Regions from separate parts of the Mus musculus genome. Here region 1 is linked to region 2. A link is a loop called in an ENCODE intact Hi-C map of the cell type or tissue named here. Cell type or tissue: heart. All regions are shown on one strand. Each heading gives the region's core, and the rest is flanking DNA. Links, peaks and the distances in the headings are about the cores only.

What was found. A loop is a pair of places that touch in the nucleus more often than their neighbours do. Peaks named below come from ENCODE experiments on the same cell type or tissue, not always from the same donor. Only the 100,000 strongest peaks of a DNase experiment are listed, where the experiment ranks them.
Region 1: a loop joins it to region 2, with 4 times the contacts of the local background. A loop is called at or near these places in 4 of 42 quality-filtered maps.

The regions. Positions count from the first base shown.
Region 1 is chr16:10,896,773-10,905,107 of GRCm38, forward strand. No RefSeq gene overlaps it. Among named protein-coding and RNA genes, the nearest start is that of Gm21859, 14 kb to the right of the region's middle. In heart, for the core only: a CTCF peak has its summit at 6,285; no DNase peak of the experiment used is centred there; H3K27ac peaks cover 497 bases.
Region 2 is chr16:10,961,877-10,970,211 of GRCm38, forward strand. It overlaps Litaf (LPS-induced TN factor), which reads right to left. Exons shown (of 4, transcript NM_019980.2): 2 at 4,549-4,773; 3 at 1,381-1,537. The coding sequence starts at 4,768. Among named protein-coding and RNA genes, the nearest start is that of Litaf, 27 kb to the right of the region's middle. In heart, for the core only: CTCF peaks have their summits at 3,406 and 8,256 (motif pointing right); a DNase peak (open chromatin) is centred at 7,725; H3K27ac peaks cover 194 bases.

The DNA.
Region 1 (8,335 bases), core at 123-8,122, 65 kb before region 2:
CACTGCATGCTTGGCTTCATCTTCCTTCCTAGAGAAGAGAAGCACTATTTTATTCTGTGTGCACACAGTCGGTGTTCAATAAATGCTTGTTGGAGGTTGTGGTGATCTCTCCTGAGCGGGTCAGGAGTCTAATGAGGGCCTGGTAAACATGTCACGTGCTTAGGACCAGTTACTCTCTGAGCTATGGCCACTATGGAAAAACAGACACACTGCCCACTCCACAAGAAAGGGAGCTGAGGCCCAGGGACATGGGCCATGTGAGGCTAGGGTGTATGTGCCAAGACTGCAAATCAAAGGCCACAGGCCAGTGCAGCCTGTATTGTCCTGGCTGGTCTGGAATTTGACCAGGTGAGCTACATACTCTCAGAGGTCCTCCTGACCCCGCCATCTGCTATTTGTATATTTAGTCCTGTGTCTCTAGGTATGAATACAGGTGCCTGTAGAGGCTGGAAGAGGCCATCAGATGCCTCAAGCTGGAGTTAAGGGTGGTTATGGGTGCTGGGAATTGAACTAGGGTCCTCTGAATGAACACCAAGTGTTCTTAATTGCTGAGCCATCCCTCCAGTCCCATAAAGTTTTATTTGGATATAGTTGCACATACTCACTAAGCAATTACTTCTGTACTTGCACACTGAGTAAGGACATGAAGTCACTGTGACAGAGACCACGAACCCACAGGCCTGAAAGAGACACTGCTATTTCTGCAGGCTAGCGAACTATAAATAGCATCAAGCTGACTGACTTACAATGACGCCTTAAGCAATTATTATATACCACACCCCTTGAAATTGGAGAAGTCATGGTTCCTAGGGAAGCCCCTGGGAGCACTACAACCGGCAGAGCAGACTGGAGAGGCAATCATGCAAACGTAAGTAGACCATGTCACATAGAGGCTCAGAGCTGAACTGGGAATAGAGAGGTGGGGGGATAAGGTGGGGAGTGTGTGGGTGTGGGGAGTGGCGAAATCATTTAAGGAGACAAGAGGTGTGAATTTACTCTCTATAGATGGCAGAAGGAAACTGAAGCTGAAGGAGCAGTGGCAGCTCCAACTGCAGGATGTGCCAAGGACCTGAGGCAGGAAAGATTCAGGAAGGCAGTAGAGGACCTGGATGAAGCAGCTGTGGCAGCAGAACTGGGCTTGCCATCCCAAGGCAAGCTGTGAGTTCTTGGGGCAGGGCTATAACAAACCATGCTAGCATCTTGTAACGTTCCCTATGGCTGCCAAGCAGACTGTAGCATGAGACACAGAGGGAGGCAAAGATTCCAGGCAGAAAAACATCATGCTAGTCTGGATCAGAGGTGATAAAACTGAACACGGACAATTGGGGTGGGAAGGTTACTCACATTTCGAGGATTCCAAGCCACCAGGCATCCCTCCAGGCTCTGGGAAAGAACCCTATGGTCATTGACCTCTGTGTGTGTGTGTGTGTGTCTGTGTATATGTGTGTGTGTGTGTCTGTGTATATGTGTGTGTGTGTGTCTGTGTATATGTGTGTGTGTGTCTGTCTGTGTGCCTGTGTCTGTGTGTGAGTGTCTGTGTGTGTCTGTGTGCCTGTGTCTGTGTGTGTGTCAGGCCTGTGCAGACGAGGTGAGTGGGTGCTCTGTTCCCAGACATCTTCCCAACAGCCCACTCACATAGAGGTGTCCAGCCTGGCAGCCCAGCACCATAGTGTATAACCTCTCCTCTTGGCCATTCAGGACAGCCTTGGTCTCCAGAGAGTGATGCTAGCACAGTTTGTCCACTGTGAGGTCCCCTGTAAGAGGAGGCTCTGCAGGACCAGGAGGTGCCAGGGATGCTTGGGTGTGGAGAAAAGACAGACCACAGACATTAAAGCAGCTGGCAAGATCAGGGGACAGCTATGTCCTCCACTCGGAGGTTGTCCTAAAGTCACAGAGAGTGTGACACTGGAGGGCACTCAGCAGCCCTGTGCTCCAAGAGCTGCCAATCAAAGCCTGACATGGGGCCAGGGAGATGGCGAAGTGGTTAAAACACTTGCCACCAGTGTAAAGACCAGAGTGCAGATCCCCAAACCCACATAAATACCCTGTGGATATGGTGACTCATTTCTAGTCTAGCCTTGGAAGGGACAGGTGGAATCTCCAATGCAAACAGATGTATTGGTGAGTTCTGGGTTTGATTGAGAGACTTAGCCTCATAGAACAAGGTGAAAATGCTTGAGGGCGATTCCTGAGATTAACCTGGGACCTCCACGTGCATGTGAACACACACACATACACACACACACACACACACACACACACACACACACACACACACACACACGGAAAGACAAGGAAATAAAAAGCCCAACATGGCGGCACATGCCTGCAATCCTAGAATTTGAGAGGCAGAGACAGGAGGATCATGAGTTTTAGGCCAACCTGGGCCAACCCGAGCTACATACTGTAACCTTGTCTCAGCAAACATACACAGCACACACTGTTTGCCAGCCAACCCCATCTGATGTCTGACCACATCCACAGGATCATCAGTTAGCATGGAACCCAGGACCTAATGTCCTATGCCTCCCTTTTCTTGCCTTTACAATGGGGTGAAAATGCAGTCATTCTCCTCTCCAGCAGGGCTTGGTCACTTAAGATGACCTCTGTGTGTGTGTGTGTCTGTGTGTCTGTGTGTCTGTGTGCCTGTGTCTGTGTGTGTGTGTGTCTGTGTGTGTGTCTGTGTGTGTGTGTCTGTGTGTGTGTGTCTGTGTGTGTGTGCACACACACGCACTGAGGTCAGGGGGTCCCCTTTTCCTTCTGGTCTCTGCCACTTTCCTTGAGCCTGGATCAGGGTTTGGCACACAGCACATGGCCAGTCCACACTAACTGACACTGGATGAGATCCCCGCCAGTGCCTGGCTTTACTGCCCTCTTACATCGCAGATCTGACAGGGGGAGGCACAGAGTAGCAGAACCTGGGCTCTAGACAGGGGCTGGTGCTTCTTAGCCTACCTGTTTCCTTTTTTCTTTTTTCTCTTTCTTTCTTTCTTTCTTTTTTTTTTTTTTTTTTTTTGGTTTTTTGAGACAAGGTTTCTCTGTGTAGCCCTGGCTGTCCTGGAGCTCACTTTGTAGACCAGGCTGGCCTCGAACTCAGAAATCCGCCTGCCTCTGCCTCCCGAGTGCTGGGATTAAAGGCGTTCGCCACCACGCCCGGCTTCTTTCTTTCTTTCTTTCTTTCTTTCTTTCTTTCTTTCTTTCTTTCTTTCTTTCTTTCTCTCTCTCTCTCTCTCTCTCTCTCTCTCTCTCTCTCTCTCTCTCTCTCTTCTCTCTCTCTCTCTCTCTCTCTTTCTTTCTTTCTTTTTTTTGTTTTTTTGTTTTTTGTCTTTTCGAGACAGGGTTTCTCTGTGTAGCCCTGGCTGTCCTGGAACTCACTCTGTAGACCAGGCTGGCCTTGAATTCAGAAATTCACCTGCCTCTGCCTCCCAAGTGCTGGGATTAAAGGCGTGCGCCACCACTGCCTGGCTGCATCATCTTCTTACTCAACGCTGTTTCTGTTTCTTACTCCTGTTCTCATGGCAGTTGGCCACAGGACAGAGTTTTTCTCTCCACCCTGTCTCTGACTTCCCAACCTCCCACTCTAAGTACTCAGGGGCAGGGGTGGTGGCGAGGGCGGAGGACCCAGCAGGCACGGGAGGATCCTAAACTTATTTTTCCTGGGGTTTTTGTTGTTCATTTATTTTGATTACATTTTTATTAACGTCTGTGCATGTGTGTGTACACCCACGTGTACATGCATGTGGAAGTCAGAGGTCAACTTTGGGGAGCCGATTCTTTCCACCATTTGAGTCCTGGGAAGCAAGCTCAGGTAGTCAGGCTTAGCAGCAAGCACTTTTACCCACTGAGCCATCTTGCTGGCCACTAAATGTGTCTTATAATAAGGAAATTGCAGTCCTCAACAATGGGATGTCTGAAACATCCTATGAGAAACTAGGGTGGGGTGGATATCACAGTGTCTGTCATTTGGCTCTGACACCTCACTGCCACCCTCTTTCTGTTATGGGATGAGCTTTCTTCCATGTGTCCCACTTACCAGTTCCTCCTCACAGCTTCTTGAACAAGCTGTCAGTTGGAGACTGTAGAGTCATATATCCCCCAACCCCTTAAGACCCAGGCACTTCCACTTTACCAGCAGGCCCCGCCTCCCTGGAACCTCATCTAAGCTACTTTCTCCACCAGCTGGTGGCCCACAAAAGCCAGCCACCACCTCCTCCTCACACTCCTGCCCTGGGTGTCCCTGACACCTCCTCACATCACCTGAGATCATCAAGAATAACTCCACAGCCATGCTACCCAGTGCTCACCCATCCTGCTGCTCCCAATGATGAGCTAGGCTGGACTTCCCCTGGTCCTGCATTGTTCCAGAAGAGATAGGGCTTGGACAGGATCTCTGGGACACATCCTGGTGACAGTGCCTGTCCTTACCCTGCCATGCTTCCACACTTGGCATGGGCAGAGAATGGTCCTTCTCAGAAGTCACTGTTAATGCCAGGTGTACCCTCAAAGCATTGGGTGGCCTGATGGACAATCTGATCACCTTCAGAGTCTCTCACCCGGGAAACTGCTAAGCAATCACACAGGGATCTAGCTTCTCTTGTTAGCTTCTTTTTAAGATTCTCTTGGTGACAGTTCTGATAAGACCGGCTGAGTCCAGAACCTGTGTCTGGGGAATGGTATCAGCCACAGACCTCCAGTTTCCCCAGTGTGTAGAAGGTGTCAAGGGTACCACTGACAACAGGGGGAATGACAGCAGGGACATTGGGCTTGTCTAGGTTATATGAGACCCTTGTTCGACCCTAATCCTGTGTACACACACACTCAAGCATATATGCTTACAGACAGACACAAATACACAAGTCCGTGATAGGCACATATACACACATATACAGCACACACATGCATATGCACAAACACCATCTTAGAGTTTCTATTGCTGTGATAAAATGCCATGGCCAAAAGCAATTTGGGAAGCAAAAAGTTTGTTTCATCTTACAGGTCTTAGGCCACACACCAGCACTGAGGGAAGTCAGGGCAGGAACCTGGAGAAAGGCACTGGAGCAGAAGCCATGGAAGGTGCTGCTAACTGGCTTGCTCTCCATGGCATGCTCAGCCCAAATTCTTATAGCACTCAGGGTTGCCTGCCTGGGGTGGTACCACTCACCATGGGCTGGGACCTCCCCCATCAATCAGTAATCAAAGGAATGCACTTCAGACTTGCCTACTGACAAGCTGATAGAGGCAAGTTCTCAATTAAGTTTAATTTATGTCAGGCTGACAAAAACCAAGCCAGAACAAACAGCAACCTGTGCACACAAGGCATATGCACAATAAAGACATGCACACATGCAGGCCTACACAGGGGGTGGCAGAGAGCCACCTGCACTGCTTCCCCCGAGGTAGGTGGTGGCCTCAGTGTGCACTGGGATCTTGACTTCCTTATCATGGCCCTGGCTCCTGCAGGTCATGCTGACTTCCAGATCCTTGAGGGTCCAGGCCTTGGCCAGCATCAGTTCTGAGACAGCCTGGAACATGGCCCTGTGTGGTCAGTAGAGCCGGTGAGGCACAGACACTGTGAGCCATGGACTGTCCAAGGTCAAAGCTCCTACAAGAACACAGAGAGAAGCCGCTGTGCAGGGCAGGAAAGGAGTGATTGGCAGCTCTAGAGAGGCTGTTCATCGAAGTCTCATCATCACCATGCAAAGCTGGGGATACCTGCGCTGGCACGTGAGGGAACTTTAAGGAATGAGAGGAATGTGAAGTTTGACAGGAACCTGGACCATAGTGCATTCACGTTTATCACAACTCACCCAGTGGCTCTTTGGAGATTAGTGTGTTTAATTCTAGTTTATGAGACACGGGTTACGATGCTTAGGTGAGGTACCGATGTCTGCCAAGCAGGTGAACATTGTAGCATGACACTGTCATCTACACAGTTCATGTCTGAGAGCTGTAACTGCGTTTATGAGGATGTTATGGCCTGTGGGTGATGGCCTTGGGTTGAGAAACCCCTTTCTTAGGGCAGCTTTAGTTAAGATGGGACCATCCTGGAGGCTGGCCCTTAAATCAATATAACTGGTGTACTTATAAAAAGAAGGAAATGTGTGCACACACACACACACACGCAGAGTGACAGGGGGAGCAAGTCCTGATGACCCTTTGATTTTTGGTGACGACCTTCAGGATTGTGACAGCTTTCTGCTTTGTAAGCCATGCTGTTAGTGACCATTTGTTATAGTGGCCATTGGAAACTAGTGCACCTTCCTGGAAGCGACTGGAGGGGGCGCTCCCTCTGAACAAAGGAGCTTGTGAAAAGATTGCAAAGGCACCAAACGCAGGGGCTGTGCCTAGGTGAGTAAGAGTGACAGGAGGCAATGCAGAAGGGCCAATGTAAAGGCTCCATGAAGGCTCCTTTGTTTTGTTTGTTCTTTGAGACAGCATTTCTCTGAGCAAAAGCCCTGACTATCCTGGAACTCACTCTGTAGACCGGGCTTGCCGGGAACTCACAGAGATCCACCTGTCTCTGCTTTCTGAGTGCTGGGATTAAAGACATGGTTTCATGAAGACGGTTTAAGGAAACGATCTGAAGTATGGAAAACCCGTACGTGCTCTGACATGCCTGGTTCTGGCAAAGTCACTTAAGAGCCATGGGAATAATTAAAAGGAAGAAACCAGAAAATATATCAAATATAAAAGAGGTGATTGTAACTCAGGGAGAAACAGAAAGTTATAACCGTCATACTGCATACATCTATACATCTTTGCCAAGAAGGCATGTATACAGTTCCATCACGTAAACACAGAACCTCAAAGGAGGAGAGGAAATGGATATTTGGAAAAGGGCCCTTGTGAGAATTAAATTCTCTCTCTCTCTCTCATTTTTTTTTTTTTTTTTTTTTTTTTTTTTTGGTTTTCAAGACAGGGTTTCTCTGTGTAGCCCTGGCTGTTCTAGAACTTACTCTAAACTAGGCTGGCCTTGAACTCAGAAATCCGCTTGCCTTTGCCTCCCGAGTACTAGAATTAAAGGCGTGTGCCACCACTGCCCAGCAAATTCTCATTTTCTTAAGCAAGACATTTATCAAGAATGCTTACTGAAATGTAAGAGATGGCAGCCGGGTTCTATCATTTTTAAAGCAGTATCTGAGGAAACAGTGGAGAGGATACACACTGGGCACTGTCAGGAGCAAGGCTGGGGTCAGAAGACAGGCAGAGGGCTGCTTTTATAACTTTTACTGTTGAAAGTGCACCTAAGGGGCTGGGGTGGGGCTCAGTTGGTGTGAGCTTCCCACTTACAGCCTGGGTTCCATCCCCAGCACTGCAGGCAACCAGGGCATGGTGAGGCACGCCTGTGATCCCAGCCCCTAGGAAACCAGGCAGGAGGATCAGAAGTTCAAGGCCATCCTCAGCTACTTGAGAAGTTGTGGGCCAGACTGGGCTCAGTGCCACCTCATCTCAAGGGGAAAAAAAAAAAAATCAGCCTGACAGTGCTGTGGATAGCCCTGGGCTAATTATATTTGACGTTAGTTCCGATCTTCTGTGAGTGGTTGAGAACAAGGAATGAGTCAGAACTCAGGTAATTTCCTATAAACCTGCTTCCCACCTTAATTTGTAAAATAAAGGAGAGCTGATGATTGGGCAGATAAAAGGGAAGGTGGAGTGGAAGGTGAGGAGAAGGAAGAAGGAGAAAATGGAAGAGGGAGAGGACGCAGAGGAGGAGGAAGAAGAAAAGCAGAGCAGAAGCACATGGCCTGGAGAAACTGCAAGTTCTAAGGGGTCTCATAGATGTGGAAGATGGTAGTGTAGCGGTAGGTCTGCCCAATTTAGGCACACAACATGTATTTATATTGAGTTCTGTTTTCATTGCTGGGGCATATTTGGGAGGAGATTTACTGCAACACGTCAGTGGTGGCACACACCTTCAATTCTAGCACTTCAGAGGCTGAGGCAGGCAGATATCTATAGTTTCAGGCCAGCCTAGTCTACAGAGCAAGTTCCAGGAAAGCCAAGGCTAAACAGAGAAACTGTCTTGAAACAATCGTTTTAAGTACCTCCATGGTCATAACATGATGAGCTCCAGGACACTAACCCAGACTCAGAAAAATCTAAACTCTGTATAATTTTGCATTACTTGAATAGAAATGGAACAAACTATAGCAAACACATGTTCCAGAAGTGGGAAAAGGTATTTTGCAAGGAAAAGGACATGCCAACAAGGGACCTGAGGTTTGTTTAGGGAACAGAAAAGAGGTCTGAGGTAAGGGGAGGTAACAAAGAGAAAGATGGTAGGGGCTTAGGATGTAGAGTGATTGACAAGGGAACATTAGGGTAGCCTTGTGCC
Region 2 (8,335 bases), core at 257-8,256:
GAAGAGGAGGAGAGGAAGAGAGGAAGAGGAAGTAGAGGCCATCACCATCTTAGATAAGGACTGGCAAACTGGTTTGCAAAGAAGTCACACAGGCCTCCCTGGGCAGCAGTGTGTCCCAGGTCAGCCAGGGCTACACAAAAGAAACCTTGTCTTGAGTGGGGTGGGGAGGGGGGGGGGAGGGACACAGAGTTCACATGTTCGATGGCCCCATGGCCTGTGTTTTGCCTGTTCAGCCAACCTAGCTGCATAAACGTGAAAAATTCCAACAAATGAGCCGGCAGCATCCAGTCAAACTTCAACAGGAGTGGGCTGGGGTTAACTTGAGGACAAAGCTGTCTTCAGAGTTCTAGTGATGAGGAAATCAACTTCCCCAGATGACTCCTCTTACAGTCAGTCTAGTCAACTTCTGCACACAGGTAGGGCTTCCTACAAATATCATAAAACCCAAACTATGCGTCATGGCACACGTGTGGAGGTCTGAGGACAATTTTTGGGAGTCTGGTCTTTCCTTCCACCGTGTGGGTTCTGGGGATTGTGAGGCTTGGCGGCAAGCACACTTAGCTGCTGAGCTATCTGCTGGCCCTGCTTTGTGTTTTACTGAGACAGGGTCTCACTCTGTAACCCAGGCAGCCCTTAAGTTTCATTCTCCTGCCTTCACCTCCTCCTGTTGGTGCTTGGATTATAGGACACACCACTGTGCTCAGCCTTCAACATCCTCAACCAGGCTGAGGTACACAGACAGGAGCAAGCCTAGCACGTTGAGATCCTGAGTTCTGACCTCAGCAGCATAAAAACAGAAGGAAAAAAAGAAAAATCCTCCAGGTATCTGGGAATAGCTCAGCCAGACAAGACTCTGCCTTGCAAGCACGAGGCCCTGAGTTCAATTCCTTGAACTACATGGCAGAAAGAACTGTCCACTGAAAGTTGTCCTTGAACCTTGATTTGTGTGCCATGGCATATGTCCATGTACACACACACACACACACACACACACACACACACACACAAGAAAATGAAAGAAAGAGAGGGAGGGAGGAAGGAGAAAAGGGAAGTAATTTCTTAAATTATCTTGAGGGTATCGGGGAAGCAGGCATGCTGGCATCAGCTTCTAATCCTGAGGTGGGGAGCTGGTCAGGGTCTATGGGACTTACTATTCAGCCACCCTAACCTCTTTGCATGTCTAAGAGCAGTAAGAGACCTTGTCTTAATACACAAGACAAACAGGAGGCTAACCTTCTACAGTCATGCATACACATTCCCACACTCATACACACATTCCTACAATGCACAGGATAGCCCCTACCATAGCTAAGTTCCCACTCTGAATACCAATCACCCCAGAGTGGGCATCCTCCAGAGGCTAAGGAGCAGTTCACTCACCCCAGCAGACACAGACTGCCACAGGAGAGCCAGGTGAGGGCTCCCGCATTGTAGGACAGCTGGGTCACGATCATCTTGCTGCAGGAAGGACAGCACATCTGGACGGGGCGGTCATAGAAGGAGACAGGCTGCTGCACATAAACGGTCTGCACGGCAACTAAGGGCAGAAGACAGCACAGGTGACTCAGTGAGCAAGGAGTGGCTGGTGTTCACACATGAGAGCTGGGGCCACAGTGGTTACCCCAGAGCCCAAGCTCATAGTGGTATCACTCTTGTTAGCCCCAAAGCATAAATAGCCCAGTGGCTTCCAAGGATGAAAGGATAAGAGGTACTTGTCCAGACAATTCTATCTCAGCCTTAAAGGGATGGAGATTCTGGCACAGCAGAGCCACGCTGAGTGACATCAGCCAGTCACAGAAGGACAAGCACTGGGAAACTCCACAGATGCCTACAGGATCGCACGTCAGTCAGTGCCTGTGGGCAGATGCTGTTGCACTCTGGAAAGACAGAGAGTTCAGAAACTAGACAGTGGGGGTGGACAGTGTGTCTACCTAACACCACTGAGCTGTACTTCAAGGTGATTAAAGGGGTAATAGGAAGGACATGGAGGTGGGAAGGAGACAGATAGGGGGAGAGAGAGAGGCAGAGGGGAATAATGATCAAGAATATATGAATAGACAGACAGACAGATACACACACACATGAAATGTGCAAAGAATAAATTCAAGTATTATTTTTAAGTGAAATAGTAAACTTTCTTGTCCTTCATATTTTTGTGATTATGAGAATCTTACCATATAGCCCATGCTGCTTTCAAACCTGTGGTCCTCCTGCCTCAGAAGCTGACAATAGTTGATTTTATGTCGACTGTATCTGTGTATACGTAAAGTTTAGAAAGGGATGGGATAGAACAGGGCCTCACTATGTATGTAGCCCTGGCTAGCCTGGAACTTACCACATAGATAATGCAGACCTTGGATTTGTGGCAATCCTCCTCCTGTGCCCCAAGTATCATGTATGTTTTTAAACAGAAAAGAAAGAAAAATGACAAACAGAGAGAGCAAACAGTGACAGATTTTTCATAATTTTCTGAGGGATTTTTTTTTAAAGTTCATAGAGAAGAGAGAAAGACTTTCCTGTCCTCCTAGCAGGACCTGGTTCTCCTAGACCACCTGTCCTGGGAAAGCTGTTTTAGCTATGTCTCTGTCAAAGTGACTCTCCTACACTGCTGGGTCCTTTGAATGCACTTATATGGCCTGGGTTCAGAGGACTGGGGCCACCCAGCATTAACTCCTAACACTGAGACTCTGCTTGTAAAAGGCAGGAAGACGCACACTTCGGCTATGCATAAATTTGCAGTAAGGCCGGGCGTGGTGGTGCACGCCTTTAACCCCAGCACTTGGGAGGCAGAGGCAGGTGGATTTCTGAGTTCGAGACCAGCCTGGTCTACAAAGTGAGTTCCAGGACAGCCAGGGCTATACAGAGAAACCCTGTCTCGAAAAACAAAAACAAAAATTGCAGTAAATAATTTTTGTTTTGTTTTGGTTCAAGATCAAGTTATTTCTTGATCACAGGATGGTCTAATAGACTAGAGGGCTGGTGCCAAGGTTCAGTTGGCTGAGTGGTTGCCTAGTATGTGGCAACCCTCAGGACTTCATAAATTGGGCATGGTGTGGCACGGCTATAATCCAAGCACTAGGGAATTAGAGGTAAGAAAATCAGGAGTCCAAAACGAGCCTGGTCTATATACCAACTACAGCTACACAGCAATACCCTGTATCAAAAAAGTTGCTAGCTCACTCTCTACCCCAAGAAGTCAAAACTGAACACAACAACCACACTGGCTTCTTCTTAGCAGATGATGGCTCTGTGCTTCACACAAGGAAGTTAATTTTAACAGAATGACCACTGACTCAGAGAGCTGCTACCAGACATCACAGATACAGGAACTGAGACATAAGAAAGGTGAGAGGGGGCTGGAGAGATGACTCAGCAATTAAAAGCACTGGCTGCTCTTCCCAGCACCCACATGGTGGCTCACAACCCCTGTAAATCCAAGGTAAATTCTGTATCAGGTATGCAACGTGGTACACATACATACATACACCATACACACATACATACATACATACATACACACATACATACACTCTAGCACCTACACACATACACACGTGCTAATGCATTTTATAAAAATATATATTTATATAAATATAGAGCTAAAACTAAACAGAACACTGTGGTTGACCTCTGACCTCCATAGGTACACACACAAACACAAAGACGGAAGGACAGTGTAGACAAACCCTGCTGGCCCCTCAGACAGTTCTCATCAGCTTACAGTGCCAAATAGTGTACCCACACACTTGGCCACAGAGGACTCAAGGAAAAGGACTATGGAGAGGGCCCCCAAGGGTCCAGAAGCATTGTCTTTTTTTTTTTTTCCCTTTTTTTTTTTCTGAGACAGGGTTTCTCTGTGTAGCCCTGGCTGTCCTGGAACTCACTCTGTAGACCAGGCTGGCCTTGAACTCAGAAATCCACCTGCCTCTGCCTCCCAAGTGCTGGGATTAAAGGCATGCGCCACCACTGCCCGGCTGCATCATCTTCTTACTCAACACTGTTTCTGTTTCTTACTCCTGTTCTCATGGCAGTTGGCCACACGACTCTGTCTCTGACCTCCCAACCTCCCACTCTAAGTACTCAGGGGCAGGGGTGGTGGCGAGGGCGGAGGACCCAGCAGGCACGAGAGGATCCTAAACATACTTTTCTTGGGGTTTTTGTTGTTCATTTATTTTGATTACATTTTTATTAACATCTGTGCATGTGTGTGTGCACGCACATGTACATGCATGTGGAGGTCAGAGGTCAACTTTGAGGAGCCAATTCTTTCCACCATTTGAGTCCTGGGAAGCAAGCTCAGGTAGTCAGGCTTAGCAGCAAGCACTTTTACCCACTGAGCCATCTTGCTGGCTTCCATAAATGTGTCTTATAATAGGGAAATTGCAGTCCTCAACAATGAGATGTCTGAAACATCCTATGAGAAACTAGGGTGGGGTGGACATCACAGTGTCTGTCATTTGGCTCTGACACCTCACTGCCACCCTCTCCCTCCTGGAGTCCACACGCTCGGTGACTAAGGAGCTGCAAGAACCTGGATAACAGACATACTTGCGTTGGCGTTGGGGACAGGCACAGGCTGGGTGTAGTACGAAGGTGGATTCATTCCCTTCCCATCTGGGCCTGTAATGAGCCCTGTGGCTGGTCCCGGCATAGGTGCTGGGGGCGTTGGGTAGTAACTGTTGACACCCACTGTTTCTTCATAGGTTGGGGGTGCGGTGGGCACTACTGAAGGGCCTGCAGCTGCTTGGTAAGGTCCTGGAGCCGACATTTTACCTAAAACAAAAATAGAAGACACCCATAAGAAATTCTCTTGACCCAGAAAGTGGGGGAATGGCCCATGCTGGATGGAGTACTGGGGAGGTGGAGGCAGACCAAGATCATCCTCAGCTATGGAACAAGTGTTAGAGACCATCCCAGACTTCCTAAGACTGTCATAAACACCACCAAAGCGGGAGGGGAGAAAGAAGGCAGCCATATTCCCTGCACCCTTCCCCTATGGCCCAAGTTTTCAACCTCCAATCTGCCAAACAGAACAGTCAAGGAAATTATCACCTTCAAAAGGGACTTTCAAGTACAGGTAAAAAGTAAGCTATTGCCGGGTGTGGTGGCGCACGCCTTTAATCCCAGCCCTTGGGAGGCAGAGGCAAACAGATTTCTGAGTTCGAGGCCAGCCTGGTGTACAGAGTGAGTTCCAGGACAACCAGGGCTACACAGAGAAACCCTGTCTCGAAAAACCAAAAAAAAAAAAAAAAAAAGGAAGCTATTGTGCCCCAAATAACCGGAACCTAGAGACCCAGGGGGAGGTACGAGCTGCATCTGAGGAGACTATCCCTTTAGCCCACACACTCAGAACCCAGCAGAACCCAACATTTCTTGTTCAATCAATGTGGTTTTCACTAACCTGCAGAAAGGACAGCAGTATTTACATGTCAAATATGGGCAAGGTGTGAGCAAGACCCGGCCTTAGATACCAGGAGAGAGAGCTCTAGAAGGAGTAGGAGAGGGTATTTTAAGATTGGCCATTTTCTTTCGTCACATAGGGCTGGCTGGTTACATGGGGGGTTTTTTCAATTTGCATTTACAAATTGAATATAAAAATCGAATACTAAAAATACAAAATTTCAATTTGTACAACTGATACATGACCATTTATGTTTTTGTTTTGTTTTTACAAAGTAACTATGTTCAGGGCACAGTGCCCCACACTGTAATCTCAGCCCTGGAGTGGAAGAGACAAGTTCAAGGACAGCCTGACCTACATAACAAGATGCTCAATAAATCTACCTCTTTTAAAATCTTTACTTTTAAGTAAGTGTGTGTGTAAGTGAAAGGGAGAGAGAGAAAAAGCAGAGAGAGAGAGAGAGAACATGAAGTGCCAGAGAAAGAGAGAGAGAGAGAGAGAGAGAACATGAAGTGCCAGAAGAGGTCATAGATGCCCTGGAGCTATAGTGACAGTTTTGAGCCACTTGCCATGGATGATGGGACCCAATCTCATGTTGTCCCTGGAGGAGAAATGTGTATTTTTGTAACCGCAGAACCACCGGCCCAGCCCTAAGCCGCCCTCCCTGTAAAGCAGATGGCCCACGCCACATGGGGCTCAGAATTACGTTGTAACTACAGGTTTCTTTTGGCATCTGCAGGTAGAGCACACGTGTGATGCACACATCTATGAAGGCAAAACTCACATAGACATGTTTTTAATCTTAACAAGAAGTATATCAGCTGGAGATGTGGCTCAGCTGGGAGCACTTGCCAGTGTGCGTGAGGCCCTGGATTGATCCCAGCATTTCAAAAACTGGATATGGTGGCAAATATTTGTAATGTCAACACTCACAAGGTTGAGAGGCAGGCAGGAGGATCCGAAGTTTAGGGTCGTTGTTGGCCAGTTTGAGATACACAGCAAGAGCCTGTCTCTTAAAGGTCCCAAAGTAAACCCCAATCACAAAATTTCTCATTTGCAAGGTGGAGTCCCAGGGCAGCTAGGGACACAGTGGCTTCCATGAAGGCATAGAGTTTTTCTGCCCTTGGCAGAGCTGCTGCCTGCCTGGAACTTATATTCCGGGATCCAGGCTGTGCCCTGAATGGCTGATGCTCAGCAGTCATGCGGCACAGGGCTGGCTTTCGTGTGGCTATTTCCCAAGCAGGCACAACAGGCTCTGTGGCTTTAGAAGAGAGCTATATAAGCCTGTCTCAGGACACAGGCAGCCAGGACTGAGGGCAGTGGGCCATGGTACCAGGCCCGGGCAGTCCTAGTACCTCCACCCAGAGATCAGTCCTGTTCTGGAATGTGTGGGAAGCAAAGAGTGGGCCTCTACAGAGAGAAGGCCAGAGTCCTTCAAGGAAACTCCACTGGACCCCAAGGAGAGGAGTCCCTGGGGATTTAGACTAGCATTTCAAAGTGAGTAAGGACACGGGTTGGGGGGCTTGGTAAATCAACATCAAGAAATGCCAAGACAGCCAGCCAGTAAGGTGGCTCAGTGGGTAAAGGTGCTCCTGTCAGAACTAACCGCCTGAACTCAGTCCTCAAGACCCACTTGGTAAAAACACCTGACTTCCACAAAGCTGCTCTCCAGCTCCCCTCCCCCCATACGCACACTACGGCGTGCGACTCCCAGTGCATAAATAAATCCTTTAAAGTTAACATACCACATCAGATAGGTCGTTACATAAAATAAAGCCTAGATTTTAAAAGCTTACTACACAACTGATGCAAGACAGTCCCCATCACTTACTTAAACACTGGCTCTATGTTCAAAGGTACTAGTTACATATAGAATTAACTCCGGCTCCACCAGTGTCTTCTTCAAATCGTAGCTATGGAAGAGCTTAAAGTGAGCTACCCACATGGCTCCCTTCCCAGCAGAAAAAATGAAGTCCCGACCACATGCAGAGGTGTCTGGAGAAGGCGCACCAAGATCTCCAGAATTAAAAACGGGGGTGGGGTGAGGTAGGGGGGTGGGTTCAGAAGATGACAGGAACATGCTGTAAAACCCACTTCAGAGCTAGAAACATACACACACACACCAACAAAAGAAATTATACAGGACCCAAAAACAGTTTGAGGTGCACTGTGGGTTTCCTGACAGGAAAGGAAATGCAGAGAGACATTTGCCGCAGGCAGGCAAAGCTCACCCCCAAAACCAGCTGATGTCTCCGGGAGATAGCCTACCCCATCCCCTCTGCTTCTAGCACTGACCCAGCTTGCAGAAACTCCTGACAAGAGGAAGAAGGCCGCTACTGCTCAGCAGGAACTGAAATCATCCTCCGCCATGAGAGAGGCAGATGTGAAGGACAAACCGTCCTTTCCTGTTCCATGAACAGCCAGCCACACTTCCTAGATTTACTATGAAAACTGAGGGCCCATGTGAAAATTACAAGATCAGAAAACTGGTGTGTTCAGGAATCCTGAAATTGCACCTGGCAGGGGAGGGACAAGAAAAGGTGTTGTGAAATGGCCTAGAGGCACCAGCTAAGATGGCTTCATACAGTAGTCACCCTAGCACCTGCATTTGGGGGTTTGATTATCTTTTTTTTTCTGGGGGGGGGGTGGAGACAGGGTTTCTTTCTCTGTGTAGCCCTGGCTGTCCTGGAATTCACTCGGTAGACCAGGCTGGCCTTGAACTCAGAAATCCACCTGCCTCTGCCTCCCAAGTGCTGGGATTAAAGGCATGCACCAGCACTGCCTGGCATCTTCTTTTTTTTAAATTGTATTTATTTAATGCATAAGTGCTCTGCTGCACATATAGCTGACTGCCTGAAGAGGGCATCACATCCCTCCTGTGAGCCACCATGTGGTTGCTGGGAATTGAACTCATGACCTCTGGAAGAGCAGTCA